Regions from separate parts of the Homo sapiens genome. Here region 2 is linked to region 1. A link is a loop called in an ENCODE intact Hi-C map of the cell type or tissue named here. Cell type or tissue: HepG2. All regions are shown on one strand. Links, peaks and the distances in the headings refer to the core of each region. The heading gives the core; the rest is flanking DNA. Region 1 overlaps C16orf96 (chromosome 16 open reading frame 96). Region 2 holds the start of LOC124903636 (a long non-coding RNA gene).

Region 1 (9,351 bases), core at 823-8,822:
TAGCCAGGCATGGTGGCGCATGCCTGGAATCCCAGCTACTCAGGAGGCTGAGGCACGAGAATCGCTTGAACCCTGGAGGTGGAGGTTCTAGTGGGCGGAGATTGCGCCACTGCACTCCAGCCTGGGCAACAGAGCAAGACTCCATCTCAAAAAAAAAAAATTAAAAATAAATAAATAAATTGAGGGGAAATTGACCTAACATAAAATCAACCATTTAAAAGTGGACATTAAACACTGAATTAATGAAAATTCGGTGGCACACGATATATTGACATTGTTGTGCAGCCAGCCACCTCTATCTAGTTCTAAGCCATTTCCATCACCCTGAAAGGAAAAAACCCTATTTCCCCTTTACTTCTCCTCCCTGCAACCCCTGACAACCACTAATCTGCTTTCTGTCTTACGGATTTGCCTATTCTGGACATTTCATCTAAAGGCATAATCTGTGTATTTCATAGAGACAGAAAGTAGATTAGTGGTTTCCAGAGGCTCAGGAAGGGGGGAACAGAGAGAGACTGTAACAGGGACGGGATTTCCTTTTAGGAGAATGAAGTGTCTTGGAAGTAGATAGTGGTGTACATACCAAATGCCCTCAAATTGCACACTTCATTTTTATTTTATTTTTATTTTTTTGAGACAGAGTCTCACTCTGTCATCCAGGCTGGAGTGGACTGGTGCAATCTCTGCTCACTGCAACCTCTGCCTCCAAGGTTCAAGTGACTCTCGTGCTTCAGCCTCCTGAGTAGCTGGAAATACAGGTGCGCGCCACCATGCCTGGCTAATTTTTCTTTGCATTTTTATATATATGTTTGTTTTTGAGATGGAGTCTCACTCTGTTGCCCAGGCTGGAGTGCAGTGGTGTGGTCTCAGCTCACTGCAACCTCTGCCTCCCAGGTTCAAGCAGTTCTTCTGCCTCAGCCTCCCAAGTAGCTGGGACTGTAGGTGCCCGCCACCACACCCAGCTAATTTTTGTATTTTTAGTAGAGACGCGGTTTCACCATGTTGGCCAGGATGATCTTGATCTCCTGACCTCGTGATCCACCCGCCTTGGCCTCCCAAAGTGCTGAGATTACAGGCATGAGCCACTAAGCCCGGCCAATACTAAAATATTTTTATACTTTAATATTATGGGTATTTTACCACAAAAAAAAGCAGAGATTGGCAGAATAGATAAAAAACAAACAAACACACAAAAAAAAAACATGACCTAACTACTATATGAGGTTTGCAAGAGACACATTTAAGATTCAAAGACACAAATAGGGCCAGGCACAGTGGCATGCACCTGTAATCTCAGCTCTTTGGGAGGCTGAGGCAAGAGGATCACTTGAGCCCAGGAGTTGGTGATTGCAGTGAGCTCTGATGGCCCCACTGCACTCCAGCCTGGGTGACAGAGTGAGATCCTGTCTCTACGAAAAAAAGACAAGACACAAATACGTTAAAAGTAAAATGATATAAAAAGATATTCCAGCGGGGCACAGTGGCTCACCCCTATAATCCCAACACTTTGGGAGGCTGAGGTGGGTGGATCACCTGAGGTCAGGAATTCAAGACCAGCCTGACCAACATGGAGAAACCCGTCTCTACTAAAAATACAAAATTAGTCGGATGTGATGGCACATGCCTGTAATCCCAGCTACTTGGGAGGCTGAGAACGGCTTGAACCTGGGAGGTGGAGGTTGTGGTGAGCCGAGATTGCGCCATTGCACTCCAGCCTGGGCAACAAGAGCTGAAACTCCGTCAAAAAAAAAAAATTAGCCTGGCGTGGTGGCGGGAGCCTGTTAATCCCAGCTACTGGGGAGGCTGAGGCAGGAGAGTCACTTGAACCCAGGAGGCAGAATTTGCAGTGAGCCAAGATCGCGCCACCACACTCCAGCCTGGGTGACAAAAGCGAAACTCCATCTCAAAAAAATTAAAAAATAACAAAAGATATTCCTTGCAAGCAGTGACCAGAGGAGAGTGGGATCTTCTCAGACAAGATAGACTTCAAGACAAAAATTGTTACTAGAGACAGGGCTGCCTGGGGTGGCTGAGGGCAAGTTATGAGGGCCTTGCAGGCAGGATGGGCAGATACCAGGATCCAAGGTGCCGGCACTCCAGAGGCAGCTTGCCCCCTGGCCTGCCTTGATGGATGAAGGCTTCTAAAAAGCAGCTCAACAGGGCAACCCACCCAGCTCACAAAAGGGGCTCGTGGACAGGTTCAGACCTAGCTGTACAGCCTTCAGGACTGTTTGTGCAGCTAAGGAATGTCCCCATCATTAGAGAATCTTGCCTTGTCCCAGCCTGATTGAAGTTGCCCGAGGTTCCCACAATGACCCATTGAAGGGGGTTGCCATGGCAGCTGGTTCTAGAATGATGCAAACTGCACAGCTAACTGTCTGCACCCACCAACTAGTGAGGCTGCCGGGGGGTCGCCTGGCAAACAAACGTGTTTTACAATGTTCCTTTCGCGAGTCCCAGTCTGCCTCCTTCAGGCCTCGGTTTTTCTCCCCTGTAATAATAACCTCTTGCAGCTGGCCTCACAGGCGAAAACAAGGGATGATGTCAGCTGTTTGTTGTTGAAACTGTTTCGTCTAACCCTGTTTCCATAACATTGTGGGTCCAAGGCTTAGGGTATTTTTTTAAATTGTAGAAAACCTTTAACTTATTGGTCTTTTTGAGGGAATGAGATGCATCGCCACTGCATTACAACTAAGCCATTAATCCTGTAGCTTCATCAACATTAACTGGTTCACTTTCATGATGCCAATGGGGAATCAGTTCTTTCTACAGATGTTCAAGAGAAAAGATTGCCAGGTGTGGTGGCTCATGCCTGTAATCCCCGCACTTTGAGAGGCTGAGGTGGGAGGATCGCTTGAGCCCAGGAGTTCAAGACCAGCCTGAGCAACATGGCGAGACTCCCTTTCTACCAAAAAATTTTGAAATTGGCTGGGCATGGTGGTGCACCTGTAGTCCCAGGTACTCAGGAGGCTGAGGCAGGATTGCTTGAGCCTGGGAGGTCGAGGCTGCAGTGAGCTATTATTAATATTACAGCCTGGACAATGGAGCAAGACTGTGTCAAAAAAAAAAAAAAGAGAAAAGCCTTTTGAGAAGAGTGCAAGTTCTTTTATATATTTACAAAACCTTTATTCACTCAATTTTTTTGTTTGTCTTTATTTTTTAAGATTGTATTACTTGATTTTATTTTACACTAGGTGGTGGGCACACAAAGCAATCCTTAATAAAGTTGACAATTAGCTTCATTCAACATTTTTAATAATGCACATATAAAAAAAGTATTCATCTTACAAATTCTTCTGCAATCCAAACATATAATAGCTTGGAGAACATTTAGAAAACAAAAGCCAATGTAAAAAGACAGATTAAAACAACTAGAACAGTACAGGTTTTATTTATATGGCTCGAATTTTACAGGTTTCTTACTGTATCATCAGTGTCAGAAATCTGTTCTGTCAGCTGGCTCCATTGTTCTGGATTTAAAGAAATACCTTTTCTTCCTGGTTTCATTTCACCTTCAGGATCCATCCAATATTCTCCAATATCAATTAGCACTTTGCCTTTAAAATCTTGAACGCCAACGTACCTCATTTTCCCAATCTGAAACATGTTACCATCTCTGCTGCTGCTCCTCTGTCAGAAGATGACAGAGCTCTCCAAGTTTCGCCTGTCTTTTGCTTCTTTACAGGTTTTTCTGGAGCAACTTGCTTTTTCCTCTTTAAGTTTTTGTCAACCTCACTGTCAGAATCACTGCCAGAAGAGTTTGAAGAAACAAGTTCCTTTGCTTTAGGCATCGCTTCGCTCGGCTCTAGCAGTGGAACACCCTCTTGCTCGTTCGCTCATGACTGACTCGTTTGTTTTTATTTTTAAGGCAGGGTCTCACTCTGTCGCCCAGGCTGGGGTGCAGTGGCTCGATCTCAGCTCACTGCAGCCTCAACCTCCCGGGCTCAACCCTGGAGGCAATCCTCCCACCTCAACCTCCTGAGTAGGTAGGACTACAGGCCTGTGCCACCACACTGGCTAATTTGTATTTTTTGTAGAGACAGGGTGTTGCCATGTTCCCCAGGCTGGTCTCGAACTCTTGAGCTCAAGTAATCCTCCCACTTCAGCCCAAAGTGCTGGGATTACAGGCTTGAGCCACTGCGCCCACCCTCTGTTAACCTTTTTTTTGTTTGTTTGTTTGTTTTGAGACGGAGTCTCGCTCTGTTGCCCAGGCTGGTGGGCAGCAGCATGATCTTGGCTTACTGCAGCCTCTGCCTCCTGGGTTCAAGCGATTCTCCTGCTTCAGCTTCCTGAGTAACTGGGATTACAAGCGTGCACCACCATGCCCAGCTAATTTTCGTATTTTTAGTAGAGACGGGGTTTCACCATGTTGGCCAGGCTGGTCTTGAACTCCCGAGCTCAGGTGATCCACCCGCCTGGGCCTCCCAATGTGCTGGGATTACAGGCATGAGCCACTGTGCCCGGCCTCTGTTGACTTTTAAATCATAACATTTGTCTTAAGACTAGTGGTAACTGCCAGGTGTGGTGGCTCCCACCTGTAATCCCAGCACTTTCGGAGGCCGAAGTGGGCGGATCACCTGAGCTCAGGAGTTCAAGACCAGCCTGGCCAACATGGTGAAATCCCGTCTCTACTAAAAATACAAAAATTAGCTGCTAGTCGGGAGGCTGAGACAAGAGAATTGCTTGAACCTGGGAGGCAGAGGTTGCAGTGAGCCGAGATTGCGCCACTGCACTCCAGCCTGGGAGACAAAATGAAACTCCATCTTAAAAAAAAGAAGAAGAAAAGATTAGTGGTAACTGGTTTTGCTTTGTTTTTAGCCTTAAAGTGTTTTTGGCTGGCTTTGTGAAGTCCATTCGTGGACTTCTGCCCTCCTAATTTGTTCTTGGCCATTGTCAGACTTGGTTGGATATGTGCACGCAGCTTCTGCAGCTCAGGTGATGCCATCTGCATGCACTGGGTCCAGGAAGTCCCCGGGAGAGGGATCCAGTCTAAGGGGATGCTAACAACCTATTGTTGCTTTCTTTATTTCTAAACACCCTCCCCATTTTACTCCCTCAGAAACTACAAAGCACCTGCTGTATATTGTACAGGTTAAAATGATGTCACATTTAAATTGGATTTTTAAGGCTGGGCGTGGTGGTTTACGCCTATGATCCCAGCACTTTGGGAGGCTGAGGCAGAAGGATCACCTGAGCTCAGGAGTTCCAGGCCAGCCTGGCCGATGTGGCAAAACCTTGTCTTTACTAAAAATACAAAAATTAGCTGGGCATGGTGGTGCGTGCCTGTAGTCCCAGCCACTCGAGAGGCTGAGGCACGAGAATCGCTTGAACCCGAGAGGTGGAGATTTCAGTGAACCGAGATCGCGCCGCTGCACTCCAGCCTGAGCGACAGAGCAAAACTCCATCTCAAAAACAATAAATAAAATACAAATAAAAATTGGGTTTTTAACTATTTTGTAACATTGCTTAAAGGTGTGGAAGACACTTTGGGGTGTTAGAGGACCAAGGTTGCCATGATTGCAGTAATGGTAACGAACACTCAGATGTCATTGGTGTCACCTTCACAGTGTCGTGAAGTGCTCTTACATTCCTCGTTTCCGTGGAGGGAAATGTTAGCATTCCTGTTTTCCAAAGTCCCACATGTGACCGTGTGGACAAGTCTAGCTGCTTGTCTGAGGGGGTGTTTGCCTTAGCCCCTTTTTCAGGCCTCTTAAGGCCTTTGTAAGTACTGGGCCCTAGCTGAACCCCAGCATCCTTAAAGCCCTCTTGAGAGAGAGAGAGAGCAGGTTTGGACAAGCCCTGCCTCGAGGACTATGGCATGGGTCAGCTTCTGGAAGGGCAACTGTCGGGGACGCACTTTCCCTTGAACTCAGCACCATCCAAGCCCTGAATGTGGCCCAGTCACCCTGGGCAGAAAAAAGACCTCAGCCACTTTCCCCACAGCTCTCTCTCCTGCCCCTTCTTCCCCAGGACAGGAGTCCAGAGCATGTCCCCTACATGTGAGACAGCAGGTGGGTCTTGGGTGAGAAACCTCTCACTGCATATCACACAGAGGGGGAGGTTGTAGTAAGCTGAGATGGCACCACTGCAATCTCCACGCAAGATGCAGGGAGTCTGGCTCTGGCGCCCAGGCTGGAGTGCAGTGGCACAGTCTCAGCTCACTGCAACCTCCACCTCCTGGGTTCAAGTGATTCTTGTGCCTCAGCCTCCCGAGTAGCTGGGATTACAGCTGCCCACCACCACACCCGGCTAATTTTTGTATTTTTCGTAGAGACGGGGTTTTACCATGTTGGCCAGGCTGATCTCGAACTCCTGACCTCAGGTGATCTGCCCACTTTGTCCTCCCGAGGTGCTGGGATTACAGACATCAGCCACCACACCCAGCCTCGTTTCTACCTTTTGACTGTTATGAATATGCTGCTATAAGCATTCATGTACAAACTTCTGTTTTGTTTTTAGGGACAAGGTCTTGCTCTGTTGCCCTGGCTGAAGTTCAGTGGTGCCACCATAGCTCACTGCAGCCTCAAACTCCTGGTCTCAAGCGATCCTCCCATCTCTGCCTCCCAAGTTTCTGGGACTACAGGCGCTTGCCACCATGCCTGGCTAATTTTTAAGTTTTATGTAGAGATGTGGTCTTGCTGTGTTAACAGCCCACGCTGGTCTTGAACTCCTGACCTCAAGCACTCTTCCACCTTGGCCTCCGAAAGCAGTCGGATTACAGACGTGAGCTACCATGCCTGGCCCATGTGTGCAAGTTTTTATATGGACCTATGTTTTCATTTCTTTTGGGAATATACCTAGGATTAGAATCAGAGATCATCTGGTATCTCTATAATCTTGTGAGGAACTGCCACACTGACTTCTAAAATGGCTGCACAATTTACATTCCCAGCAGCAGTGTATGAGAATTACGATTTCTCCTTATGGTTAACAGCACTTAGTATCTGACTTTCGCTTCTGACCATCCTACAGAGTTTGAAGTGGTATCTCATTGTAGTTTTGATTTTCATTTCCCTGATGACGAATGATGTTGAGCATCTTTTCTTTTTATGTGCTTATTGGCCATTTACACATCATCTTTGGAGAAATGTCTATTCAGATCTTTGCCCATTTTTAATTGGGTTATTTGTATCATTGAGTTGTAAGAGTTCTGTATATATTCTGCATATACTGGGTCAGATATATGATTTGCAAAATGAGGTTTTCTCCCATTTTGTGGGTTGTATTTTCATTTTCTTGCTGGTGTCTTTTGAAGCACAAAAGGTACTTTTTATTATGACTTTAATCTCTTCACTTGTTTTAGGTTTACTCGGATTGTCTATTTCTGCTTGAGTCAGTTTTAATGATTTTCTAGGAATTTGTCCATTTCACCTAAATTATATAATTTGTCCACAGGCAATTATTCATAGTATTTCTTTATAATCCTTTTTATTTCTGTAGAGTTGATAGAATGCCCTCTCTTTCATTTCTGATTCTAATAATTTGAGTCTGATTCTTGGCCAATCTAGCTAAAAGTTTGTCAATTTTGTTGACCTTTTCAATTAACCAGTGTTTAGTTTCATTGATTTTTCTGTACTATTTTTTTATCCTCTATTTCATTAATTTCACCATATTCTTTGTTATTTTCTTATTTCTATTTGTTTTAGGTTCAGTTTGCTTTTCTTTGTTCCAGTGTCTTAAGGTGGAAGGTTAAGTTATTGATTCAAGATCTTTCTTTGTTAATATAGTCACTTACAACAATAAGTGTTCTAAGTGTCTAATCACCACTTTAGCTGCATCCCGTAAGTTCTGGTGTGTTGTGCTTTCATTTTAACTCATTTCAAATTAGTTTCTAATTTCTATTTCTATTGTGATTTCTTCTTTGACATATTTCTTTTCTTTTTTTTTTTTTTTTTTTTTGAGATGGAGTCTCGCTCTGTCACCCAGGCTGGAGTGCAATGGCGCGATCTTGGCTCACTGCAAGCTCAGACTCCTGGGTTCACGCCATTCTCCTGCCTCAGCCTCCCAAGTAGCTGGGACTACACGTGCCCGCCACCACGCCCGGCTAATTTTTTTTTGTATGTTTAGTAGAGACGGGGTTTCACCGTGTTAGCCAGGATGGTTTTGATCTGACCTCATCATCCGCCCACCTCGGCCTCCCAAAGTGCTGGGATTACAGGTGTGAGCCACCGCGCCCGGCCTTCTTTGACATATTCCTTTTGTGATTTCTTCTTTGACATATTTGTCATTTAGTAGAATGTTTTTTAAATTTTTACATGTTTGTGAATTTTCAATAGTTTCTTCTGTTGCCTTTTTTTTTTTTTTTTTTTTTTTTTGAGATGAAGTCTTCCTCTGTCACCAGGATGGAGTGCAATGGCATGACCTTGGCTCACTACAACCTCTGCTCCTGGGTTCAAGCAGTTCTCCTGCCTCAGCCTCCCGAGTAGCTGGGACTACAGGCACGCACCACCACACCCAGCTAATTTTTGTATTTTTAGTAGAGATGGGGTTTCACCATGTTGGCCAGGATGGTCTCGATCTCCTGACTTCATGATCTGCCTGCTGTAGCCTCTCAAAGTGCTGGGATTACAGATGTGAGCCACCACGTCCGGCCTGTTTTTGTTTTTTGTTTGTTTGTTTGTTTTAAGCCCTGTCTATGGGAGCCATTGGCAATCCAAGAACTTTTTTATTTTATTTTTGAATTATAGAGACGGGAGCTCACTATGTTGCCCAGGCTGGTCTGGAACTCCTGAGCTCAAATGATACTCCTGCCTCAAGCTCCCAAAGTGCTGAATTACAGGCATGAGCCACCATACCTGGCCTCTTCTGTTGCTTTCTAATTTAATTCCATTGTGGTCAGAGTATGTATTTTGCATAATTTCAGTCCTTTTGAAATTTGTTAAGGCTTGTTTTATGGCTTTACCATATGGTCTACCCTGGAGAGTATTCTATGTGCATTTGAGAATAATATGTATTCTACCATTGTTGAGTGGGGTATTCCGTAGATATCTGTTATGTCTAGTTGGTTTATACTATTGTTCAAATCTTCTCTTTTCTTGCTGGCCTTTTGTTTTGTTAATTTTATTTATTTTATAGTGACAGGGTCTCCCTTGGTTGCCCAGGCTGCTCTGGAACCCCTGGGCTCAAGCCATCCTTCCACTGCAGCTACCCAAAATGCTGGGATTACAGGTGTAAGCCACTGAACCCAGCCTCTTGCTCTTCTTTTTTTCTTTTTCTTTTCTTTTTAATTTTTTTTTTTTTTTTTGAGACAGAGTCTCACTCTGTCACCCAAGCTGGAGGGCAGTAGTGCAATCACAGCTCACTTCAGCCTCAACCTCCTGGGCTAGGAAGATCCTCCCATCTCATCCTCCC
Region 2 (9,351 bases), core at 713-8,712, 65 kb before region 1:
GTCCCAGCTGCTTTGGGGGCTGAAGCAGGAGGATCACTTGAGCCTGGGAAATCCAGGCTGCAGTGAGCTATGATCACACCACTGCACTCCAGCCTGCGTGAAAAAGTGAGACTGTCTAAAAAAAAAAAGTTTGGCCAGGCATGGTGGTTCATACCTGTAATCACAGCACTTTGGGAGGCCAAAGTGGGAGGATTGTTGAGGCTAGGAGGTCAAGACCAGTCTCGGTTTGATTGGGTTAAACATTATCCCTGTAAGTTGGCTCTCATTCTGAGAAGTTGTTTAGAGTAGAAGAGAGGGCTGCATTTACAGCTAATTGCTAGTAATTTCACATCATCTGCAATATATTTTCTGGACACTCTGCCCGACTAGTCCTATGGGACGTTGTCATTCATGTGCAAATCAGGCCCTATATACTAAGGGAGGAAAACAGTTGAGGACCTCCTTTTTTTAGGCACTCTTGGTGCCTTGTGCATTAAGATAGTGAGTCAGAGGATAAGAAGGAAGCAGATTCCATTCCCCTTACCACTCTTTGGGTGTAGGCAGGGCCTGCTGGTAGTGCTGGGAAAGCCGACCATCCTTCTTTGAGCAAGTCCAATAGCTGCTGCTGCTAGTTCTGTCCCACCATAGGCACAGTCTATGTAGGATGAGCCAACCATATGTGGAGTTACTGGTTCTTGGTCTGGGCTTGTTCCTTTCCCCAATTTCAGTCCCCACCAGAATCTGGGCAGTCATTGTGAAGAAGCCTAGGAATAATACCTTACTCTATAGGCCTGTGGAAACGTGTAAAGATACCTTGCAGGCCCAGAGTGAGAAATTGGAGCCACCTTGTTCGATTGACCAAAGGCTTGTCCTATGGAGTTACTAATTTTACAGGAAGTTTATGTTAACATACTTTCTATCCATTGCACTACCATTTCTGAGGCACAATATATTTCAGTAGGCAGAAAGATAGAACTGCTTAGATTTTAAATACTCAATACATGCTTGACACAGTTTAGTCTATTTCTCTTCAGTTACTATGGCAGTGGGTGCTATAGAGATGTGCAGACCCTATTGTGACCTCCCTTTGGTATAGGGATGCTCTGGAGCCCCTGGCTTCATTGTCCACTAAGGTCTGGCAGGTCTGATTGCCTCTTTTCAGGCACTGAGTGGTGGGGTATGCCATCCTCCCCTGCTGGAACCAGCCTTGGCCTGCCCTGTTAGTCATCAAAAATAGATCTCACCAGGGAACAATCTTCTCAGGTTGTTGTGTAATTTGAGTGAGCCAAGGTGAGTGTTTTAGGGACAAGCAGCATCAACTTCGGAATCTTCAACTGGGCCTGAGCACTTATTTCTCAGAAATAATAGAATCTTGCTCACTTTTCTTTCTTTTTTTTTTTTTTTTTAGATGGAGTCTCGCTCTGTTGCCCAGGCTGGAGTGCAGTGGATCAGTCTAGCTCATTGCAGCCTCCACCTCCTGGGTTCAAGAGATTCTCCTGCCTCAGCCTCCTGTGTAGCTGGGATTACAGGTGTGCGCCACCACGCCTGGCTAATAATTCTATTTTTAGTAGAGTTGGGGTCTCACCATGTTGGCCAGGCTGCTCTCGAACTCCTGACCTCAAGTGATCTGCCCGCCTCGGCCTCCCAAAGAGCTGGGATTATAGGTGTGAGTCACCATGCCTGGCCTCTTGCTCACTTTTCATACTAAAACAACAAATTACAGGCTGTAGTTTAACCTCTCTACTGCATGCATAAATGCAGTGTGGTACGAGTGCCTCTGTAGCCCATAACTTCAGTTTCCTTGTTGCTAGCAGTCTGTGGTGACACTATACTAATCTCACATGCAGGAACCAATGAGGATTAGCCAGGGACACAGGAGGAGTCACCTTGCATTCAGAATGACTCAAGTTTAGTCTCAACTTGACCATTAGCTCTCTGAGTGATCTTGCCCATGTTAATTCTCTTGATCTTAGTTTCTTCAGAGCCAGTGAGACATTGCTTGAAAGTGACTTAGCCTGGTATACCCAGGTCTGTCAGACTTATAGTCTGGTGCTCTCTTGGGTGAACTTGAGGGCCTTCTGCCAAGGCAGGAATGGCTTCTTTTAAAAAAAAATTATTTTATTATTATTTTTTTTTTTGTAGAGACGGGGGGTCTCACTATGTTTCCTAGGCTGGTCTCAAACTCCTGGACTCAAGTGATCCTTCAGCCTCGGCCTCCCAAAGTACAGAGATTATAGGTGTGAGCTACCAGTACCAGCCTCCAGGAATGGCTTCTAAGGCTTCAGGCTGTTTATAGAGAGGAAAGCACCTGGGAGCTGATGGCACTCTCAGGTTTCCCAAAATGACAGTTCTGCATATGCATCTTAATCACCTACTTTTTTTCCCTCCACCCCCAAATGCTATTCACAGTCCTTGTTTATGATAGAAGCTGAAGCTTACAGGTGACAATTTTTGTGCCTGTATGAAAGGAAACATGACTGACTCCACTTATCCACACGACACCTGCTTTCAAGGTTGTTCAGTGTTGGAATAATTTTTGCTTGATGGTAACCTAGGGATGACCCAAGGTTTCATTAGTTAAAGCCAGCCCTGTGGGATGCATGAAGTCTAGCCTCTGTCCCTGTAAAAATCCCACCAGAACCATTTTAGAATTCACTCAGGACTTCACCCCTCCCGCTCCTGGTGCTGCTTATGGAACTAAAGAATCCTCATCTTCTCAGCCCTGGGACACATTGTCCTCATATAAAGCGAGGTGGCAATCAGGGAACAGGGGCGAGTCTTGTGCTTATTTCAGTTATAATAGGAAGGCTCTACCAGGACTCATCATTGTCCCAACAATAGTCGATTCCAGGCCCCTTCTTTGAACTCATTTCAGTGTCTCAGGTTCTGTCCTTGGTGTCTGTCTTCACTGCTTGCTCAGTTGTATTTGAACATGGCTAGAGATGAGCACACTTCTCTTCTCCAGTAAAAAAGCCTGCAAGAAAAGTCTTGGACTTCTTGAACTGCTATTCAGTTGTCTTTTTTATTCAATGTATTTTTTGAGATGGAGGGGGTCTCACTTTGTTGCCCAGGATGGTGTTGAACTCCTGGCCACAAGTGATCCTTCTGCCTCAGAGTTCCAAAGTGCAGAGATTACAGGCTTGAGCTACCACAACCGGTCTCTTGTCAGTTTTTGAGGTTACTTAAGAGGTTAATGCCTTTAAATTAGTTTGCAGTTGTTTTGCTTTTGCCTGCCTTCTTGCCCAAATGCGCAAGTGCTTATTTAGTAATCTGACTCAAGTGCTTTGTGTCCCCAGAGTCCCCACTTTTCCAGGATTCATTGTCTTTTTTTTTTTTTTTTTTTTTTTGAGACACAGTCTTGCTCTGTTGTGCAGGCTGGAGCGCAGTGGCACTGTCGGCTCACTGCAACCTCCACCTCCTAGGTTCCAGAAATTCTCGTGCCTCAGCCTCCCAAGTATTTGGGATTAGAGTCACACACCACCACACCTGGCTAATTTTTTTATATTTTTAGTAGAGATGGGGTTTTGCCATGTTGGCCAGGCTGGTCTTGAATGCCTGACCTCAGGTGATCTACCCGCTCGGCCTCCCAAAGTGCTGGGATTACAGACATGAGCCACCACACCCGGCTGGATTCAGTCTTAACTTGCTCTTTTTTTTTTTTTGCATCTCACTCCCTTGCCAGGCTGGAGTGCAACGGTGTGATCATAGTTCACTGCATCCTTGAACTCCTGGGGTCAAAAGATCCTCTTGCCCCAGTTTCCCGAGTGGTTGGGACTACAGGTGTGTGTCACCACGCCTGGCTAATTATTTTATTTTTCGTAGAGACAAGGTCTGACTGTGTTGCCCAGGCTAGTCTTGAGCTCCTAGGCTTAGGTGATCCTCCCACCTTGGCCTCCCAAAGTGTCAGGATTATAGGTGTGAGCCACTGCACCCAGCCTGGATTTGCTCTTTTATCAAGAGGTTAATATTTATTCTTCCGTTCAGTGAACCGTGGGATTGAATTCCCCCAGCGATTGAAATGAAAGGGCTTATGTATAACATTTCCTGAGGAATGGTAGTACCAGAGTTCAGAGGAGACCTCAGGCCATTTATTCTATAAACTCAGAAGCTGTAGTTCTAGATGATGTGGCTTCTTCAGGGTGTTGAGAAGTCTCTGTTATCTCGTGCCTTGTTGGATTAGAACTGATTGAGCTCTGTCTGCTGCCCCAAACATGTGGCTCAGCCAATCTCCAGTGGCATCTGCAATGTGGGTATTCTAGCCTCCAGTGCTCACGTGGCTCACCTTAGAAAGGGCAGATATTCCTATTTCCTGACGCTGCTGGAGAATGAGGTCTGAGTCAGAAGTCCTCAGGTGTGACCTGCCCAGAACTATCTGAAATTGCTGGATTTCTTGTTCTTCCTCAGTGTTTAACAATCACCCAATTGCTCATTCTCACCAGCGACTTCCTCAGTAAGAGCTCAATATTTGAGGTGGTGCTGCATTTTGTCAAACATTCATGCGTGTTAGCCCACTTAGTCTTCGCAGCACACAGTGGATTAATGGATTTTTAAAAGCTGGTATTTATGCACGATGGAATACTACTCAACCATAAACAAGAAGGAAATTCTGTCATTTGTGACTACATGGATGCATCTAGAGGACATTATGCTAAGTGAAGTAAGCCAAAGAAAGAAAGACAAATGGTGCATGATATCACTTATATGTGAAATCTGAAAAAGTCAGTTATAGAAGGAGAGTGTAACATGTTGGTTACCAGCGGCTGGGGGAAGGGAAGGGTGGGTGTGGAAAGGGGAGATGTTGATCAAAGGGTACAAAATTTCAGTTAGGAGAAATAAGGTCTGATGATCTGCCTTACAGCATGGTGACTATAGTTAATATGGTTAATATTATAATAGTATTGTATACTTCAAAATTGGTAAAAGAGTGGATTTTAAAAGTTGTCACCACAAAGAAATGATAAGCATGTGAGCTGATGGATATGTTAATAACCCTGATTTAATTATTCCCCAATGTATACATGTGTCCAAACATCACACTGTACCCCATAAATATAATTGTCAGTTAAAAACTTAGGAGTCAAGTCAGATCTGAAGAGAAGTCAAAACAGATTTCATACAGTTAATTTAGAGACATGGGACCCAATTAAAAATTTGTATTACTTTACTTGGTATTTTAGAATTTAGCTGTTATTTTCTTGTTACACACACAGGCACAGGCACACAAATCCTCTATTTAACTGGCTTTCTCAGTAGGAACTCCATCTGTGTATTTGCAACAGCTGTAACTCAGGTTGGATGCTCCCCAGGGTGCTGGCCTATAAGTCATATTGGACCCTGATCTGAATCTGAGGGAATCTGGATCTCTCTTGTAGGAAGCTTTTGGTTTAACTGGGAAGACAGGATGACAGTCAGTTGTGGAAGCTGAAGCGTAATCACCTCATATTAATATGGTGGCAATTTTATATCGGAGTGAGCTCTGAGCTGCAAACAGCCTTCTAGGAAGCAGGCAGGGGACCCCCATCCAGGGTGATGGTAAGAATCCTGATGCCCAACTGCAAGGTGTTCAGCAGGGAGGGAGCACTCGTGGAGTCCCAGTGCAGAAGTCTCTGAGCAGCCACTTAGCCTCCCTGTGTTTGTGGGGTAACAACCCGAGTTCATGTTGTGGGCATCTCATGCAGTGTAGTAGCTGGTCACTGTCAAGTGTCACTATTTCATTGAGTCAGAAGCCTGCAGAATTGTTCTCATTCCAGGGAGTGAGTCAGTCTGCTGTTGCTTACTCTCGGTGCTGGCTGAGCTCAGCAACCTGCTCTCTTCCTTCAGTTCAGGTTTCTCCAGGGCAAAGAAGTCTTTATTGTTCCTTTCTGTATGACCAGATGGGAAATGAATTATAATATAGTCCTTAGATTATATTCCCACCTGGTAGCAATGCACTGAGTTACCTGACCTGAAATTTGTTGGACTTAGTCTCCATGGAGGAGGATTTACCATCTTCGTTGTCTCAGAAGTCCTGGTAGTGCCTCATGCCAGCAATTTAGCAGGAGCAAAAGCTTTGAGACAGTGTTCTGGATCTGCTGAGCTGGTCTAAAGGAACCTCTTTTGCTTGAAGTAACTGTGATAGGAACTTTGTTACTGCTTCTGTTAGCTCAGGTGTTGGAATGAGAATCAGCAGCTGATGAGGTGAACAGCTAGGAGTACTGGAATTATGGAGTAGTGGAGGTAGATTTTATAAACAGAGGGTCCCAGTTTTTTGGAAATGGGAAAGAGAGAGGGTAGACTGGCCTTTCTAGAATTTGTAACAGAAAAGAGGACCCAGGAGCTTCCATTGACTAGTTAGTTAATGCAGTGCGGGATCTTAGCTGGTTTGCTTGGTCCAATTCCTGTCTCTCGGTTTCTTTTTTCCCTTCCCTTCGCTGCCTTCCCCTCCCTCTTCCCTTTTTCTTTCCAAGAGAATTGAGTCACTCCATATAAAAGAAGCAGCCAGTTGGCTAAAAAGTCCAACAAAAAACAAGTATTTATAGCTCTCCAAATTTCCCACTTGTCATTATCAGTATACTTTTGCACACAGTTATAGTCGGTGTTTGGGATCCTTTTTAAAAAAATAAAAAGTTTCTGTAGGCTTTTCCATGCATGAACACAGCTTATCAACTTGCCCCGGCTGTGCCAGGATTCCATTGTTGACTGTTGTTTGAGCAGTCATGCCCTTTGTTCTTAGGCTGTGTGTTGTTTTTTTCCTAACATCATAGTATGGCTGGGTATTATTTTGATACAGATTACAATTACTATTACTATTTCTTGAAGTGTATTTCCCAGAGTGGAATATTTTAGGATCTTTTTTTCTCTTTTGTGGGGGTGGGGAACATGTAGCTTCTTGTGGATATTAGACATTGAAGTCTAAAAAGGTTCTATATTTATGATTTGGCCCTCAATTTTCTAGAGATTCCAATGGTTCCTGCAAAGAAAAGAGCATTCAAGTATAGAAACCAGCCAGACTAAGTCTGGACATGTAGCTTTTCAGAAAGTGAAAAAAAATTATGTTTCTGCAGTTGCAAGGTGGCCTCTGAATGCCACACTGTGTGGCCACTCCCTTGGACAGTGGCTAGGCCACAGGGTCGCCTCCCCTGGCCCCAGTCTGTGGGTTGAATATGCTAACCGAGCCTTCCCAGGAGCCTCCTCTGCCCCCAGCCCCCAGGTCTGTACAGATGGTAGTTGGTACTTTCAGCCCGCCTTGAGAACTCAGTATTCTTCCTGTTAGCTTTCCTTCAAAGTAAAATCGGTAGAACCTATTTTGAGTGTAGAAAATTTGAAGTCGTGGACAGCAGATTACAAAAAATTGCCCACCACCATGCCTGGCTCATTTTTGTATTTCTAGTAGAGATGGGCTTTCACCATGTTGGCCAGGCTGGTCTCGAACTGCTGACCTCAGGTGATCTGCCCACCTCGGCCTCCCTAAATGCTGGGATTATAGGTGCGAACCACTGTGCCTGGCTCCTTTTTGTATTTTTCGGAGAAGCACAAGGACTTGTTGTTTAATTAAGCAAGACTATACTCTCCCAGAGCATGCAGTTATTATTGAGTAAAACACAGTTAATGAGATTTAATCACGTTCCCTATCACTGTTGTGCAGCATGATAAGTAGGTGCAAATGGCAAGAAGCACGCTGAAGTTACTGCAGTTGGTAACCTGGGCCATGGATGGCACTTGTCTTTGCCTCATTTTGCCTGTAAGAAGCATGGGGCCTGTGGTCCTGGGGTACCTGGACCCTCAGCCTGGTGTGTGTGTGCCCTCAGCCTGGTCCTTTACTTCCATCACCCATCTAGAGGCTCCAGGACCCTTTACTGCACCCCTCCCTCCTCTAGATAGCTCAGTGTTTTCATCCCAGCACCTTTTTCTCTGCTGCCTGAGAACTGAGCAGCCAGAGACAAATTTTGGCTCTCAGGGTCCTCAAGGGTGTACAGCAAAGCTGTTCTTATTATTTAAAGTATTTTATTTATTTATTTTTGAGACAGAGTCTTACTTTGTCGGCCAGGCTGGAGTGCAGTGGCATGATCTCGACTCACTGCAACCTCTGTCTCCCAGGCTCAAGAAATCCTCCTACATCAGCCTCCCAAGTAGCTGGGATTACAGGCTGGAGTGCAGTGGCTCCATCTCGGCTCACTGCAACCTCCGCCTCCCAGGTTCAAGCGATTCTCCTGCCTCAGCCTCCTGAGTAGCTGGGATTACAGGTGTGTGCCACCATGCCTGGCTAATTTTTGTATTTTTAGTAGAGACAGGGTTTTACCATGTTGGCCAGGCCGGTCTCGGACTCCTGACCTCCTGATCTGCCCACCTCGGCCTCCCAAAGTGTTGGGATTACAGGCGTGAGCCACCGCGCCCGGCTAGCAAAGCTGTACTTTTACCAAAAAAAAAAAAGAAAACATTTATAAATCAAGGTCTGAAGGCCCATGTGAGGCTTATTCTACAGCTTGCAATGCCTGTTTTTGCCCCTTGGTAAGTGGACGCACAGCTGGGCAGCCTTATGCTATCTCTGTGAACTACCCATTTCTGGCTTTGTTCATAATATTCCCTTGATCTGGAGGCCCTCCCCCAGCCCTGCCCCAAATCCTGTCTGTGTTGAGGGTCCTGCCCCAGGAAGCCCTCTGCATACTCTTCCCTGCATGTAATACCTGCCTGCTTTCACATTCTTCTAGACTGTGCTGTGCATCGTACAGTTCATCAGCATTATTGCAGAGTAGAGTGTCTCTGATTTGGAGTCAAGAGAAGGTTCCATTTTTCTGTACATCCCGATGTTTATTTTCTGAGTGTTCTCAGACATCACTAAGCCTCAGTCAAAATAAAGTATGATCATGATGTAACATTCATTGAGTGCTTATCACATGGTAGGCATTGTGCTATATGAGTTATTGCTTGACTTCCTAAAATAATCCCAGTAGAGATGCTAAATCTAAAGGTGAGAGAGATGGTTCAAAAAGACCTCAGTGAGCAAACCATGTACTATAATATCCTAAAAGATAACAAAAATGTAACTAGGTATCTAGAGAAAACTCAGGAAGGATATGTGCCTTGGGCCTTTTAAGGACCATTTCTTAACACTTCTGTGTTCTTCTTGACACCTGTTTCTGGGTAGAGCACATAGAAAATGCTCAGTAAATAAGTTCTTTTTCCTTGGCCCAGTTTGGCCTGATTTGGCCCCAGTTCTGTCTTTGTGAGTTACTTTATTAGTTGTCGGTGCTACTGTGCTGCTATTCATGTGGAAGATTCCCCAAATGGGCTGCGCCTTACATTGCCTGAGCAGAAGCCCCGAGGGATGGAGGATGAGCTTGCCTTGTTATGGGACTGTGTTTCCCTGGCTGACAAAGGCTCAGCATTTGCAGC

The links. A loop is a pair of places that touch in the nucleus more often than their neighbours do. Peaks named below come from ENCODE experiments on the same cell type or tissue, not always from the same donor. Only the 100,000 strongest peaks of a DNase experiment are listed, where the experiment ranks them.
Region 2: a loop joins it to region 1, with 2.4 times the contacts of the local background. A loop is called at or near these places in 8 of 110 quality-filtered maps.

What each region holds. Positions count from the first base shown.
Region 1 is chr16:4,559,403-4,568,753 of GRCh38, forward strand. The region is part of intron 1 of C16orf96 (chromosome 16 open reading frame 96); the gene reads left to right. It also overlaps the pseudogene SUB1P3. Among named protein-coding and RNA genes, the nearest start is that of C16orf96, 7.7 kb to the left of the region's middle. In HepG2, for the core only: no CTCF peak of the experiment used is centred there; no DNase peak of the experiment used is centred there; H3K27me3 peaks cover 2,304 bases.
Region 2 is chr16:4,494,759-4,504,109 of GRCh38, forward strand. All of the region lies in intron 1 of HMOX2 (heme oxygenase 2), which reads left to right. It overlaps LOC124903636 (a long non-coding RNA gene), which reads right to left and starts at 932. Exons shown (of 3, transcript XR_007064964.1): 1 at 524-932. RefSeq lists a silencer at 5,550-5,844. In HepG2, for the core only: no CTCF peak of the experiment used is centred there; DNase peaks (open chromatin) are centred at 5,713 and 6,643.